Linked DNA regions of Homo sapiens: region 2 is linked to region 1. Evidence: chromatin loops called from intact Hi-C (ENCODE). Cell type or tissue: Caco-2. All regions are shown on one strand. Each heading gives the region's core, and the rest is flanking DNA. Links, peaks and the distances in the headings are about the cores only.

Region 1 (8,485 bases), core at 125-8,124:
GGCCCTTAGCTCCTTATTAAATATATGGTTTGTAAATATTTTCTCTCATTCAACTTTTTAGTTTACAGCAATCCCATTTGTATATTTTGGTTTTGTTTGTCTCTGCTTTTGGTATCATATCCAAGAAATCATTGCCAACACCAATGTCAAGAAACTTTACCCTATTTGTTCTTCCGGTAGTTTTATAATTTCAGTTTTTACATTTAAGCCTTTAATTCATTTTGTCTTTATTTTTGTGTATGGTATAAAAATAGGTGTCCAATTTTATAATTTTGCACGTAGATAACTTGTTTTCCCAGCACCATTTATTGAAAAGACTCTCCTTTCCCTCAGTGTATGGCCAGTAAATACATGAAAAGGTGCTCAACATCACCAATAATCAGGGAAATGAAAACAAAAACCACACAAGATATCATCTCACACCTGTTAGTATGACCATTATAAAAAAAAAAGATAATAACCATTGGTAAGGATGTGGAGAAAAGGGAATCCTTGTAAAATAGTGCAATCAAAAAGAATATGAAGGTTCTTCCAAAAGTTAAAAACAGAATTACCATAGGACCTAGCAATCCCACTTGTGCGTATATATGTAAAATATTAAAATAAAGATCTTGATAAGATATCTGCAGTCCTACATTTATTGCAGTGTTAGTTACAATAGCAAAGCTATTGTAGAAAGCCAAGCTTGGAGAAAGAAAGCATAGTATAATACAATGGAATATTAGCTTTTGAAAAGAAGGAAATCCTGCCATTTGTGACAAAACATGGATGAATCTAGAGAACATTATTCTAAGTGAAATAAGACAGCCACTGAGGGACAAATAAAGTGTGATTCCACTTATGTGAGTTATCTAAAATAGTCATAACCACAGAAAAAAACAGACGGTAGAATGAAGGGTACCAGAGGCTGGCGGGAGTGGGAAATTGAGAGTTGCCTTTCAATGGGAATAAAGTTTCAGTCATGCTTGATGAATAAGTTCTAGAGATCTGCTGTACAACACAGAACATATAGTTACCAATACTGTATAGCGCACTTAAAAATTTGTTAAGGAAGTGCATCTCATGTTAGGTGTCCTTACAACAACAACAACAAACAACAAAACAAAACAAAGAGAAACAAGGAAACTTTTAGAGATGGTAGTTATATCTATTACTTGATTGTAGTGATGACTTCACTGGTGTATGCTTATGTCCAGGCTCATCAAATTATGCGTATGTTAAATATGTACAGTTTTTTTGTTGTTGTTGTTTTTATTTTTTTGGTTTAAAAGTTAAAGGTCAATTAATCTGTTTGTTTTTTAATAGAAAAAGAAAGAAAGACAGGAAGAAAGACAAGCAAGCAAGCAAGCAAGCAAGCAAGAAAACTGAGCCATCCACCACTCTCTCTGCCAACAAGAATTCTCAGATGGGCCAGGCACAGTGGCTCATGCCTGTAATTCCAGCACTTTGGGAGGCTGAGGCAGGACGATCACTCAAGACCAGGAGCTCAAGACCAGCCTGGGCAACATAGTGAAACCCTATCTCCACCAAAAATAAAATTAGCCCAGGAATGATGTCACTTTACTGTAGTCCCATCTATTTGGGAGGCTGAGGGAAGAGGATACTTGAGCCCAGGAGTTCAAGACTGCAGGGAGCTATGATTGCACCACTGCACTCCAGCCTGGGTGACAGAGCAAGACCCCGTCTCAAAGAAAACAAAAAAGAATTCTCAGACAGGCTGGGTACAGTGGCTCACGCCTGTAATCCTAGCACTCTGGGATGCCGAGGAGGGTGGATCACTTGATCCCAGGAATTCGAGACCAGCCTGGCCATCGTAGTGAAACCCTATCTCTATTAAAATACAAAAATTAGCCAGGGCATGGTGGCACACACCTGTACTCCCAGCTACTTCCAAGGCTGAGGCGGGAGAATCACTTGAACCTGGGAGGTGGAGGTTGGAATGAGCTGAGATTGTGCCACTGCACTCCAGCCTGGGCGAAAGATCAAAGCTCTGTCTTAAAAAAAAAGAAAGAAAAAAAGAAAAAGAATTCTCAGGCAGATGTTTTCTCACTCTGCATGGGATGGGATTTTCTTTTTTTCTTTTTTCTTTTATAGAGACAAAGTCTCACTATGTTGTCCAGGCTGGTCTTGAACCCCTGAGTTCAAGCAATCCTCCTGCCTTGACCTCCCAAAGTGTTGGGATTACAAGGCGTGAGCCATGGCACCCAACCAGGTTGGGATTTTCTATCAATCAGGGGCAAATCTCTCAGAAAACAAAGAAGACTTTAACTCATATTTGGATCATATATATAAAGTGCCTGACATACGGTAGATGCTACATAAGTTTTGGTTCTTTATCCACACTTAATTATTTTGAAACAGGGTCTCTGTTTTACAGGCTGGAGTGCAGTGGTACTCTGTTGCCCAGGCTGGAGTGCCAGTGGTACAATCTCTGCTCACTGTAGTCTCCACCTCCTGGGCTCAGGTAATTCTTCCACCTCAGCCTTCCGAGTAGCTGGGATTACAGGCGCGCGCCACTGTGCCCGGCTGTAAACAATTAAAATATCAAAGTACACGGTTTGGAAGATAGTAGAAAATCTCTGATGAGAAAGGGCAGTTCTGGTTTGTTATTATAGAGTGTATGAGCACTCACACACGCCCATACACCAATTAAAGCTCACAATAGATGAATCCTTAAAAGAAGGGGAAATTAGAGCAGAATAAAAGGATGCTAATTGTTGACAGTGAAAAATGTTATTTGTAATAATAGAGACTAGTAAAAGCAAAACACATGTTGCTTGTTTGTGAGACCACCCAGCAGTCTGACTTGATTGGAAGTTGTGTCAATGGTCCTCCATCAAAGACTATCACCGTGAATGATGTCTAAATAGATGTTTCACTGAAATTAAGAGAAGCCTTATGTGATCTGCAGAATGGCCATGTACTTTAGGTTATTTGCAAAAGTTTTGTAAATTGAATTGTGAATTTAACTGAGAGTACTTTTAAAACTATAACTAAGCAGTGAAAGGAAAGTTGAATTGACAGTGTTATCTAGAAAGGTGCTGCCTCTCTCAGGTAAGCAGGGATTTGGAGAAACATAAAGACTTGGGTTTTATTGAGGACACATGGACATAAACATGGGAACAATAGACACCATGGAATACTACAGGGTGGAGGGGTGGGTTAGAAATCTACCTGTCAGGTACTATGCTCACTATCTCGGTAATTTTTGAGATTCCTACTCCATACCTCAGCACCAAGCAATATTCCCATGCAACAAATCTGCACATGCACCCACTGCATCTAAAATAAAAGTTGAATTAATAAAATCAAAAAAATAAAGGCCGGGTGTGGTAGCTCACGCCTGTAATCCCAGCACTTTAGGAGGCCGAGGTGGCTGTATCACCTGAGGGCAGGACTTCGAGACCAGCCTGGCCAACATGGTGAAACTGTGTCTCTACTAAAAACACAAAAAATCAGCCGGGCATGGTGGCACTCACCTGTAATCCCAGCTACTCCAGAGGCTGAGGCAGAAGAATCGCTTGAACCCAGGAGGCAGAGGTTGCAGTGAGCCGAGATCATTGCACTCCAGCCTGGGCAACAAAAGAGAAACTCCGTCTCACATATATAAGGAAATAAACCTTGGTTTTTTTTTTTCCAATCCCACCTGTCCCGGCCCCTATTTAAGACTTAATCTATCATCAGTTTATATATGCACTGTCAAAAATAACAAACAAGGAAGTCTAGCTCTTTTGTTTTCTATGGCTCTTAAGAAGTCAGGGTGACATCTGGTGGACAGACAGTCTTAAGGTATCTATCAAGACAGTATAAATTTCTTTCTGATTCCCACTTTAAAAGTTCTCAAAGAGTCAAAAATTTAAAAAGGAAGTTGTGCCTCAAGTGGACAGAAAACATGACTCTTAACCCCAAACACAAACTATTCAAAGTGGATCCTCACAATTAAATAGTTGGATCCAGAGATACTGCTAATGCTGTAAATGCACATATACAAGATGATGCTTGGCTCTGAATAAAAAGAAAGATTTGTGCTTTTTTTGCTAAAGACCAATTTTTAGAGGATTTAATTGTGACTCTCCTATAAAACGAATTGTGTCAAACATTTTAGTTAACTCTTTTAGTCATCTAAAGATAAGGAAGACATTCAAATGCACAAATATAAAATACATGCTAAGCTCATGAAACCACCAACAGTAAAGTATGACGAAAGTGTAAGGTGCCAGATGGGAAAGCTGAATTCAGGAAAGGTCTATGCAGCATAACTGAAGCCAAATCATAAAAAAATCTTGCAAATCAATAGGAGATCAGATGCTTTTTTAAAGAAAATGGAAAGCCATTGTGATTTTAAGCAGAAGAATGACATAATCTAACTTGTGCCACAGAAAATTAATCTGGCACTCGTGGAGCATGGATTAAAAGTTGGAGAAAGACAGAAGGCAGGATCCAGGTTAAGAGGCTGGCACAGTATTCCAGGTGAGAAATAATGAAGAGCTAACATAAGCAGCAGCATGGAGAGGAGAGGGATGGAGACACATTTGAGGCGTCTATGGAAGCTGGGGCTCTCTAACCTCACAAACCTGCGAGGGCAGATTGAGTTACATGTACCCTTATCTTCTAATCTTACTAGCTCCAAGTGCCACCTGCAGAAGTGTTGTACCTGAATATAGTCTCACTGGGGCCTCCAAATGTTGTACCTGAGCGAGTTAGAGAAAATGCCACACTTTGAGATGAATTAAGAGTCCGTTTATTTAGCTGGTGGCCAAGAGACGGCTAATGCTCAAAGTTCTCTCGGCTTTGAAGAAGGACCTAGATTTTCTTTTATACTTTGGTTTAGAAAGGGGAGGGGGGGTCTAGTTAAAACAATTTTGCAGAAGTAAAGTAGGCAAAAAAGTTAAAAGGATAAATGGTTACAGGAAAGTAAACAGTTCCAGGTGCAGGGGCTTTAAGACTATTACAAGGTGATAGACGCGGAGCTTTGGGTGTTATCAATCGGACGAATTCCTGGACGAACTGCGGATATAGCTGGCCACAGTATCTTATCAGTTAATTGCATTCTTGGATGTGCTGGGAGTCAGCTTGCACAAGTTAAGTCCTTGAGGAAGGGGCTGCCAGTGAAAGAGCCAAGATGGAGTCTGTCTGGCTCTCTTAGCTAAGGGAGAGTCAAAAAGCAGGGTTAGTAAAAACAAGGTTGGGCATTAGAGAAGCAGCACTTCCTCTGCACAGACACTCCAAAAAATGTCTGGGAGTTTGCAACCGATTTCTTATATATGTTTACAGAACAACAACAAAAATTTCAGGTTGCTGCTTGCCATTAGCATCTTCCACGATGAAATTAGAAATTTGCTGATTTTCTCTGGCCACCACTGCTCTTGGTCCTCAGGGTACAGCACGTGCCCAGCAATCTCTTATTAAGTGGAAAGGAGTTTCATCCCCCTGGCCCCTACCCCTGTTGTATTTGAGGGGCATCCATAGCAGGGTAGATTGAGCAATGGGGTGCTATAGAGTTTAGTGACAGAGGTCTTTAGGGTACAAACAATTCATTTTTGTTTTTTCCCAGGGAACACACATATCACCAGGATAGCTGAGCTGGAATGGGTTTACCTACCAATTACTACATGGTACCTTGCACCACTCTGACCCTTAGTCCCTTTGGGTGAGGCTGAAGGTCCATGCTAGGTAACTTCCCGGCTTAGAATGAATTCTCTGTGTGTGTGTTAGGTTGGTACAAAAGTAATTGCGGTTTTGCCATTAAAAGTACTGGTAAAACCGCAATTACTTTTGCACCAACCTGATACTTTCTTACCTGCCTGTAACCTAACTCTCAATTTGGCAGCCCTGTCTGAACTCCAAATGTGAAGAGAGTTCATGCTTTACGACCATCAGTGTCCTCAATTTTCCTGAAAATCAGTCTGTCAGAACAATTAGAGGTCATGGAGATAAGATGAGAAGAAAAAACTAGCTCCACGTATTAGCCACATTAGAATCTAGTTCTAAACCAGCTGAAATCTGTATTACACCTCAGGTAACAGGCAGCAGTAAAATGCAGACATCGATAAAATATAAATGTAAACGATTAAGTATAGAATGTGAGGGAAAGACAGTAGGCAAAGAGGTCTCCGAGATATCTAACTTAGGTAACTAGAAGGCTCCATTAAAAAGGTGGGTGGGAGGAGGGAATACAGGAAGTGAAGCAAACTTTCAGGTTATGAAGTGAACTCAGCTTCATGGAATATCCACATTCCAGTGGAGGTATCCAGAAGACTAGAGGTCCTCCAACCATAATACATCTCGATGAACCTGGAACACTTTAAAAAATACATCTGGGGAACTTGTATTGGAGCCCATACATCCCTCTCTTTAACAAATTCTTTAAAATTATTTAAAGACTCTCTTAAAATTTACCAAAATACCAACAGTGATTGTCTCCAGGAAAGTTGGCTTCGGGTAAGATTTATCGTTGCAAGTACTAGAAGAAGAAAAAAAAACTAGTTGTTTTAAACAGTAAAAAGGAGATTTAAAAAGAAGATTTTAAATAGTTCACGGACTCTCGAGGCAGGAAGTGGTTGGGCGTGGCACAAAGGGCTAAAAGGAAGCCAGTTCAAGAATCCAAGAGCAATGTTCAAAATCGTCCCAAAAGCAGTTTAGTGAGGTCCCACTGTGCCATCCATTGTTTGAAAATTTCCTCAATTTGGTGAAAGATCCATGAAACTCAATAAACCCCAGTTCCCAAATGAACTGGGCCAGGGGCAGGGCAGGGCTTCATCAGTGCCCCCTGCATCACTGACGTTGCCGCCTCAGGAGCCAAGGTCACTGCTACTCCCTGGCGCTGCACCTCTTACCAGCGTGGATTCTTTCCTGCTTATGCTCTCTTGTTTTCAGACCCACTTCTGGGGCAGAACCTCAGTCATGTGTCCACATCCCAGCTGCAAGAGGAGGTAGGGAAAGCAGGGATTTTCACCTCTACAGCGAAAGAGGTTCTGATGTCAGGCAGCCAAAAGAGATGAAAAATGTACACAACAGTGATTTTTTTTTTTGGCGATGTTTTCTGGTTATTTATGCTTCTTCATATGTTCTACATTTTCTATAATGAAGAGGGTTCAATAATCAGAAAAAAATGTTTAAATAAACTGACACTGGAGATTCTATGTCAGGTTTTTTGTTTTTTATTTTTAGCAAATCTGTTTGGTATTGCTTCTCCCTCTAGTGGAGACTAAAAGGAAATACACAGGTGGATGACTTCTGATGGTTCTGTAACTTTACTGTTAGAGTAAAATGTACTATCACTCCATTTCACAGGTGAGTAAACTGGAGCTGAGAGATAAGAGACAGTTTACCAAAGGTACATATGAACTTAATGGTAGAGCCAGCCCTACAATCAAGATATCTTGATGTAGGTTTCTATTTTGTGTTCTCTCATAAAGAGCATGACTGTAGACTATACGGCATGATTTGAGGGGCAATCAGAATCTCCGAGTTAATTCTCTGTTGTTGTTTTTTTAATAGAACACAAGAATTAGCTATGACTAAAATATAAGTGGGTTTAGCAATTATCCCCAGTATTTCATCTTCAGGGAAAATAAATTTGAGAGGAAGCATTGTTAGAGATTAAGAGTGCAAACTTTGAGACAAAACTTCCTGGATTGGATCCCAGCCCTTCCATTTGCTGAAAGGAGCCCTCACAAAACAAAAATTGCAGCTGGTGAGATTGGAGAATGTACAGCTTCCTGCCTGAGGACAATCTCCAGTCTGCACAGCAGCTCAGAGCAGCAGAACATCGCAGCCTTACTGCTCTGAAGCATAAAAGGCCAGAGTTTAGGGTTTGGGGAGCAGCCAGGAAGCTTGGAAGAGAAGGGGTCATGTAGTGGGTGTGTCCCAAAATAGCAGCTAATATTGGCCTGAAATGTAGGCTGACCACTCAGCTAAACTTCACAGGGGAACTAGTTAAAAAGCAGCAGCTGGAAACTACAGATCCTAGGGAAACTGTTGACTTCAGGGGACACAGATGGAGTTTGAGTCCAGCCATGTTAATTGTTGACTGGAATAAAAATCAGCCTTCTCCAAGTCTATTATGTATGATTCATGCAAAGAAATGGAAGCACATGACCAATGCTAAAGAACAAAAAGAGTCAAGATAAACCCATCTCAAAATGACTCAAATAGTACGATTAGCAGAGAAGTGAAAGAAACATAATGGATATAAATAAATGAAAATACTAAATACTAAACAAAATACTGAACAAAATGGCTCCTCTTGGCTGTGACAGTTTCTCAGACTTTCTGGCATTTTTGTAACTTTAACAATTTTGAGAAGCATTGGTCAACTATATTGTAGGATGCCCCTTTATTAGAATTTTTGTTTTTTTTGTTGTTGTTTTTTATTTTTTATTTTTATTATTTCTTTTTTATTATTATTATACTTTAAGTTTTAGGGTACATGTGCACAATGTGCAGGTTAGTTATATATGTATACATGTGACATGCTGGTGTG
Region 2 (8,485 bases), core at 409-8,408, 120 kb before region 1:
AGCAAGACTCTGTCTCAAAAATAAATAAATACATAAATAAATAAAAATAAATAAATAAATCAATAAAATAAAACAACTTTCTGTCTGAGATGGTAAGCTCATCTCACTTAAGCAGAAGTCACTGTCATTGAATGGCATTCGACAGTTGTCAACTGCTGGTTCTTTCCCTGGCAAATCTCTTAAGTGTCCCTTTAAATTAAGAATATTTAATTTAGCAAAAGCTCATTTTGACTAGAGAGTATTTTTCATTTGACAAAACTAAGTGTTCTCTGCAGAGGTCGACAATAACTTCATTTGAGTGTAAATCTTACTTTTATTTCCATGCTCTAAAAATCTTTACACTGAAAAAGTACCTTAAGATCTCAGTACTAAAATGCATGAGGGAAGCAACTATGTCTGGCTGTTTATGGCTGTTTCCCCAGCATTTAACCTAACACTTAGTAGAAATGTAATCTTTAGTACAGTATAATCTTAAATTTTGTATATTATAATGATTCTGTCAAGTAATGAGTATAAAGTGTGAGTACAAAGGGGCAGATCTAATAAAATCCAGCAAAGGCTACTGAGGAACAATTTTTCCCAGCACAGACAGACCAATAGGGTGTTTTATAAGTACCAGTGTTTGTGTATTTAGTTTGTGTATTCAGATTTTTAATAAGTACCAGTGTTTGTGTATTTACCACTGCCCTAGAAAGAGCCAAAGCAGCCCTCTTCCCAGAAAATCTACTCTTAATGATATGGTTGATTATCTCCAAAGATGGTCACCAGCAATTCCACCAGTTCTTTTAGTTACAGGCCACTCCTTCCATCAAGAGGTAAAGATTATTTCCCCTCCTTTGAATCTGGCCTTGTGATTTGCTTTGACCAATAGAATGCAATGGTAGGGGCTTGTGTGAGTTCGAAGTCTAGACATTGAGAGGACTGGTAGTATCTACTCCTGCTCTCTGGGAGCTCAACTGTCGTGCTATGAGGAAGAGAGAGGCCATGAAGAAAGGGGCCATGTGAAGAAACTGTGGAGAGAGAGGACACATGAAACTCTGGAGGAGAAATCAATCAGCTTAGCTGACAGTCAGCTTCAAGGCCCCAGACATGTGAGAAAGGCCACCTTGCATGCTTCATTCCAGCCCAGTTACCAGGTCAAGGCGGCCAGCTGAGTGACCAGAGCAGAAGGACCACTCAGGCAATGCACAGAATGGTGACAGATAATAAACCATTGTCATTTTCAGCCTTTGTTATGAGTAGTTTGTTACACAGTAAGATATATCTAAAATAAATGACATCACAGTTCTCTCCTTCTGTATCACCGGTAGCATCTTATTTTTGTTCTTTTTGATATTATTCTCATAGGAATTCTAGCCTGTTGCTTTAGTTGTAGTGTTGAAACAAGTTTCAAGAATGAAGAGCTACATTTGAAAAATGCTGGTTTCTAAAACTTTCCAATGGGTGCAGTGCCAGATAACATGACTTTTATTATAATGGAAACAGTTTGTCTCTAAAGTGTTTATAATCAAATTCACTGTACTTGAAATATTCAAACATAGAAGTTTTCCTCTTAAAATTCTGCTGATAGTTAAGTAGTAAGTACAAGAGCAAGGCCCAAATTAAATGTAGTCTGCCCTACCACACGCACCTAAAAATATTGAGGTCTAAGCTGATCTATGTTAAACATTTCTAAATATTAATTTTTTTCTAATCAAAATGACTTCTTACTGTATCATTCTAAATTTTAGTAGTTGATGCTTTAACATTACTGAGGTAAATACACTCACCAAAAAAGTCTCTGGTGATATCATTTTTTCTTAGTGGCATTTCAAAATTACATGGTACAATGAGGTAAAAATGATATGGTTTGGCTGTGTCCCCACCCAAATCTCATCTGGAATTGTAGCTCCCATATTTCTCACATGTCATGGGAGTGACCTACTGGGAGGTAATTGAATCATGGGGGTGGGACTTTCCTATGCTGTTCTTTTGATAGTGAATAAGTCTCACAAGATCTGATGGTTTTATAAAGGGAGTTCCCCTACACAAGCTCTCTTGCCTGCCACCATGTAAGATGTGCCTTCGCTTTCCTTTGCCTTCTGCCAGGATTGTGAGGCCTCCCCAGCAGTGTGGAACCGTGAATCCATTAAACCTCTTTCCTTTATAAATTACCCAGTCTTAGGTATGTCTTTATTACCAGCATGAGAACAGACTAATACAATCCCTATAATATCACCCAGCAAACACTAAGTATGATCCTTTTCTTTCATGACTCTTGTCATGATGTAATCATCACCACTGTCTTCAAGGCTGAATTTCAACGTGAAGTCTTCCCAAAGAGAACATAAAGAACATGCTCTTCTCTTGAAATTGTTGGTTATTCCACTGACATAATCTTTTGTATGTTAAGATCACTTATACAGTGGGTGAAATGCTAAGTTAGAGCTCCCAGTACTCTGTGAAAGCAGCAGTACCTCCAGAAATGCACTTAGAAAGCTCATCCCTGTGAACCAAACTGTATGATTAATCCCAACTGCAAGAACTCACATTCACCTTGCTTGTAACAAAGCTCAAAGTAGACATATTCAAATGTCCTTCCAGGAGAGTCTAAATAGAACTTTTTTTTTTACATAGTTAGATATTCTATCTCTGTTGGGAGCAAGCCCCCAAAATCTGGCCATAAACTGGCCCCAAAACTGGCCATAAACAAAATCTCTGCAGTACTGTAACGTGTTCATAATGGCCCTAATGCCCAAGCTGGAAGGTTGTGGGTTTACAGGAATGAGGGCAAGGAACACCTGGCTCGCCCAGGGCAGAAAACCGCTTAAAGGCATTCTTAAGCCACAAACAATAACATGAGAGATCTGTATCTTAAGGGCCTGTTCCTGCTGCAGTTAACTAGCCCAACCTATTCCTTTAATTTGGCCCATCCCTTCATTTCCCATAAGGGATACTTTTAGTTAATTTAATATCTATAGAAACAATGCTAATGACTGGTTTGCTGTTAATAAATATGTGGGTATATCTCTGTTCGGGGCTCTCAGCTCTGAAGGCTGTGAGACCCCTGATTTCCCACTTCACACCTCTATATTTCTGTGTGTGTGTCTTTAATTCCTCTAGCGCCACTGGGTTAGGGTCTCCCCGACTGAGCTGGTCTCGGCAATCTCTGTGCTGAAATCCTCAACATGTAGACGTCCTTTATCCCTTCTTTAATAAACTATTATTTCTGAAGTTGTCAAACTTTGAGTACTTACATGTCTATTTCAACTAGTTGCTGGCAGAAGACAGTGATATAATTTTGCGCATTCTATCATTTACTTTGCTTCTTCTCATTCTTCTACTCTTAGAGACATGATGGTAGCTGGCTCTCCCTGGAATTCTCTTCCAAGCTCCCTGCTCTTCTCAGTTTATGCCAAAGGAAGCAAAACCATCTACTTACATCTGCAAGTCAGATCAAGCCAGTAGGGATCCATTTCTAAAACTTCCCTGGGCAATCACACACATACCCACAACTTCTACTGATGACTCCCAAATCTAAATTTCAGGCTCAGAACCCTCCTTTGAAATTCCAGCTTCAAATAACCACTTGTGTTCTGTACATGGCACCTTCATATTCCACAGCTGCTTTCAAGTCCACATGACATTTCTCCTCCCATTCTTACTCTAATAAGTGTCTTGTTAGTGGAATTATCACCCACCCTGACAACTGAGATGTTTAGCTCCTTCTCCCTTACACTCTACAGTCAGTCCATGCCAGTTGCTATCAATTCTATCTCCAAACATATCCTTTGAACCTGTTCAGTCCCTCTCTCTTACCTCACTGATGCATCATTTCTTATCTGGACTCTTACACCCACATCCCAACTGTTCTCCTTGCCTACAGCCTTTCCTCCTCTCCAGTCCATTCCCTGCATAGCAAACAAAGTGATCTCCATGGAACTAACCCTGAGTGGCAGCAGAGTGAAGTGGTTAAAAACGTGGACTCCAGAGCCTAGGTTAAATCCTGATTCCATCACTCACTAGTTTTGTCATCTTGGGAGTGTTACTTAACTTTTCTGTTTTGTATTCCTCAGAATTAAATTGGAATAAAAATAGTATCTACTTTGCCTGGTGGTTATGAGGATGAAATGAGTTAACATTTATAAAGCTCTTAGAACAGTGCCTGGAATATAGAAAGTACAATACTGTATAAGTGGGTGTTAAATAAATGGATGACAATCTATCTGCTTAAGACCTTTTTCTGGAGGAAAATGCTTACTCACGGAAAGTAACCCTCCGTAATCCAGCACCTGCTTACCTGTCCAGTCCAACTCAGTTTATCCCACATAAGGGCAGAGCTATAGGCACGGAAAACTATTGGCAGATCCCTGATCCTGTCCTGCCGTTCCATTCCCCCATGCCCTTCTCTCTGGAATGTCCTTCTCTCTGGAACATGAAGTGAACTCCCACCAATCATTCAGGCATTAAAGATTGGTATCTTCTTCCTTTTAAGCCAAGCCAAGTTACTCGCTTCCTTTGTGGTGCTGTCATAGAATCTGGCAGATATCTCTATTATTCCATTTACCACACTGCCTTGCAATATTTCTGACAAGCCTCCTTCCCCTATTAGGCATGCTTTTTGAGGCCAGTGACTGTGTCCTGTATCCTTATCTCTTTGATACATAGCATAATAACTAGCATGGAATATAGGATACAACAAATATTTCTGTTTCATTATCCTCTACGTGTTTTCCTTCCCCTCTCAATAGTATTAGCAGTGATATCATGATGCCTTAATATACATAGAACACTTTAAAACATATGATATCCCTTTTTTGATCCACAGAATAAAAGAAAAATAATTATTCTCACATGTGAGAGAACTGAGGTTTCAAAAATCAAGTGGTTTCCCTAGGATCATGCAGCCATTATTCAAATCCAGGGCTTGTAATTCCAAATCCTACAAATTATTTTTCCATTTCACAATTACCTACCCTCCCTTGAAGATGACTATTTTGTATTAAACTCTGGGAAAATAATGATTCTGCTCCCTACACCTTCTTCAGAAAGCACCTCTGCTTTAATGTCTATGAGTCATACTAACCCCATTGAAAAAAAAAACAAAAACTAAAAAACTAAATCATCTTGTTTTAATCAACAAGAATAGTATTGCTCCTGGCCAAATGCATTCATTACTTACAAATATGCTTTGTAAGCTCCCAGATAGGTGTCTTTTAAAAATATGTTGTGTTCCCACTGGGGTTTGATCAAAATCCGTGGTTGCTCTTCAAGGGAACAAAGTTCTTGGAGTCAGATAAGGAAGCCTTGTCTGCAAATTCATTTCATATTTTACAGGCCTAGCCAGGAATAGTCACAAAAGAGAAGCACCTGGTCAGGCATGGCGATCATTCACAAGATCCGAACAAGGAAGATCTTTCTTTAAAAATAGATTTCGGAGACACCTGAAGATTAGGCTGCGAGCTAGTGTCACTGGTAAATAATAGTCTGGTGTTTACATTTTCACCAGGGATTGTTTCTCCCGACACTACAGATTAAATGAGGCAGCTAGACTCTCGGAGCCTGTCATTTTACGGGGAGAGCTATGTCTTTAAAATGTAAACAAAAGAGATAGTCTGTCTTTCTAAGGAGTTTAAGAAAAGCCGGAATTTAACATGCAAACACACTTCTATCCTGCTTGACACTTCTATTCTGCAAGACAAGCTTTATACTAAAGCTCTAAAGTGAGTTTTTTCTCACCTCAGAAGTCCTTCCAAATCCAGGTGTGTGGCCAATGCTAACTGCTACAGAGAAAACAAGCCTCTGGCTCATGGGAAGGACAGGCTGTGTTGCCAAACACAGACCCTTTGGGGTTTGAAATCTTGACAGGTCCCAAACAAAGTGTCTTGTTGTGTTTCCTCTTTTATAGACTATAGCATTTAAATTTTATAACAAGAAAAGATGTATACTTTCTTTTACCTTTATTTTGGGAGGATATCTACCCTATGAGAGACTATCTGAAATAAGAATCTCATGTAATTACTGTAAAAATCCATGAACATCCCAGTCACATCAGCTGGTTACATTTATTCCCTCCATTAAAGACACAAAATAATGTAAACAGATTCCCCTTTTTCTGTGACATTCCCCATGAAACTAAGTGCTGTTTTCTCTTTATAAGAACCATTGACTGAAACAAACTTCTGATTCAATATCTGGCCCATAACAGCTGTGAAAGCACAATTTTCTATTGATAGCTTAAATCCCATCTCACCTTGAGAATCTTAGTTATAGGCAGGCTAGAAAACACGTATAACCATATAACCCTAAACACATAGTTTATAAACAACATTCCATCTTAAAGGGAAAACATTAATTTTTGGTATCAACAGAATTTATTTGTGCTTTAAAAAGTAAATTTTGATTGTGATAAGAATTGGTGTTTGAATTTTGTGTTCAAAATGATTCAGTGTTCAAAAGTCTTTGATTTTAGTCAAATGAAATATAGGCTTTCTTTGGGATTAGGAAAGGATACCTCTTGCTTTTAGCTTTTCTAACTAAAAGCCAGTTTGTATGGCATATCAAGTCACTGTAATTTTCTGAGTAAATTACATAATTATTTAGGTTAAACAAAGCACAAGATAATCAGCATTGTTGTTATTACACAAAACTAAAATTTATCCTTACTACAGGCTAAAAATACAGTGCACCCTCTCACTATTTCCTTAATTTGCTCTGTCATTATTTCCTTAATTCATAAAAATATAAATGGAAAAGGTTAATATTTTACACTTATAAACATTTAGCTATTTATTTCCTAAGTTGAGCTTCACAACAATTTCATGAAAGAAAAGGGAAAGCATCATTCCTCCCTTTTTACAAATGAAGAGCTGAATCTCAAAAAGATTACGAGGTTTCTGCAAGGTCACACAGCTGGTAAATGGCAACACCGGAAACAAATCTAGTCTATTAGCACTGAACTGTGCCGTGCTATCTCTTTTTTTGTTTTTGTTTTTTGTTTGTTTGTTTTGTTTTTTTGAGATAAAGTCTCACTCTGTTGCCCAGGTTGGAGTGCAATGGTGTGATCTCGGCTCACTGCAACCTCCGTCTCCTGGGTTCAAGCGATACTCCTGTGTCAGCCTCCCAAGTAGCTGGGATTACAGGCGCCCACCACTACACCCGGCTAATTTTTTTGTGTGTTTTTAGTAGAGATGGGGTTTCACCATGTTAGGCTGGTCCCGAACTCCCGACCTCAGGTGATCTGCCTTCCTCAGCCTCCCAAAGTGCTGGGATTACAGGCGCGAGCCACCGCGCCCAGCCCGTGCTGTCTCTCTTGAATAACCTTTGCCCTTACCTGGATTAATCAACTTAGAACCTAAATTGCTATTGGTTGCTCATCTGCGGTGAATTAACTCTAGCTCCATCTATCCAAATGTGCTAAGCGTGGGAGGAAAGTGCCTGAGAAGCAGCCTTGGAGCACTTACAAACAGAGATGATTCTTAAGGTGTTAGTTCCATTCCAAGGAAGAAGCACACTCTCTCCCAATATCCCATGCTCTCTGTGCACTCATCTCTTTCCAACTGAATCCTACTCTCTGCAGCTCTAAATAAATGATTTCCACCAGAAAACAATGTGAGCTCTGTAGAGACAGCTAATATTGAAGGAAGATGCAATGTATGGGTTGCAGGGCTGCTTTTAGAGGATGGCTCAAGGGTCATAGGGGAAGTATCCTTCAAGTTATCAAGGCTGTTGGTTAGTCAAGTTATCACAATCCTCTTCATTATTGTTTCTACCATAAATGTATCCTTCTATCATGGAAGAATCTGTAAATTGTTCTGTCTACTACATTCACTGACAGATACACAGAGACTTAATAAATTTTTCTAGAGTCTTTTTTCATCCAGTAAATAATTATTGGGCATCTATTATATGCCAGGCAGTAGTCTGGATTCTGAGGCTACGTCAGTCTTGTATACATCACAAAAATAATCACATTACCTTTTGGTGAGTGGTATAGCTAAGGGCTTTAGATGTGATTGTTTCCACCTGGGTGAATGGGACAGCTTTGCAGAAATTATGTCATTTGATCTGAATCTTACAGATTAAGCAGTAGTTCAGCAACAAGGAATGGAAAGGGTAGTATTTTATTCCTCTTGAAATTAACAAACATATAAATGCAAATGAATACATTAATTCCCATGGGAGGTCTCTACAAACCTGAGACTGAAATATTTTAATAGAAAGCCTCTAGAACAATGTATAGAGTGGCTTAGTAAACAAGAACTACTGATCACCTTATGCATTTCACCATTAATAATCGCTTCTGGTAAGTAATGAATACTTATATTCTCAAAATATTTTGAGCAAAAAAGTTCTCAGCTATAGCCTAGTTCAATCCAACTTTTCTGGTAAGACACAGAAAGATTAAATGTCTTATTTAAAAATCACAGTTAATCACTGAAATTAAAAATACTGCAAATAAAAGTTTCTGACATCCCATTGTTTCTTTCTTCAATATTGCATGCTC

Evidence for each region. Hi-C counts contacts between places; a loop is a spot of excess contacts. Peaks named below come from ENCODE experiments on the same cell type or tissue, not always from the same donor. Only the 100,000 strongest peaks of a DNase experiment are listed, where the experiment ranks them.
Region 2: it touches region 1 in a loop (6-fold over the local background); 3 of 110 quality-filtered maps call a loop at or near these places.

The regions. Positions count from the first base shown.
Region 1 is chr15:53,807,005-53,815,489 of GRCh38, reverse strand. No RefSeq gene overlaps it. Among named protein-coding and RNA genes, the nearest start is that of WDR72, 52 kb to the right of the region's middle. In Caco-2, for the core only: a CTCF peak has its summit at 7,204 (motif pointing left); DNase peaks (open chromatin) are centred at 4,630 and 4,989.
Region 2 is chr15:53,922,718-53,931,202 of GRCh38, reverse strand. It overlaps a transcript of UNC13C not described here. Among named protein-coding and RNA genes, the nearest start is that of UNC13C, 51 kb to the left of the region's middle. In Caco-2, for the core only: no CTCF peak of the experiment used is centred there; a DNase peak (open chromatin) is centred at 5,378; H3K4me3 peaks cover 258 bases.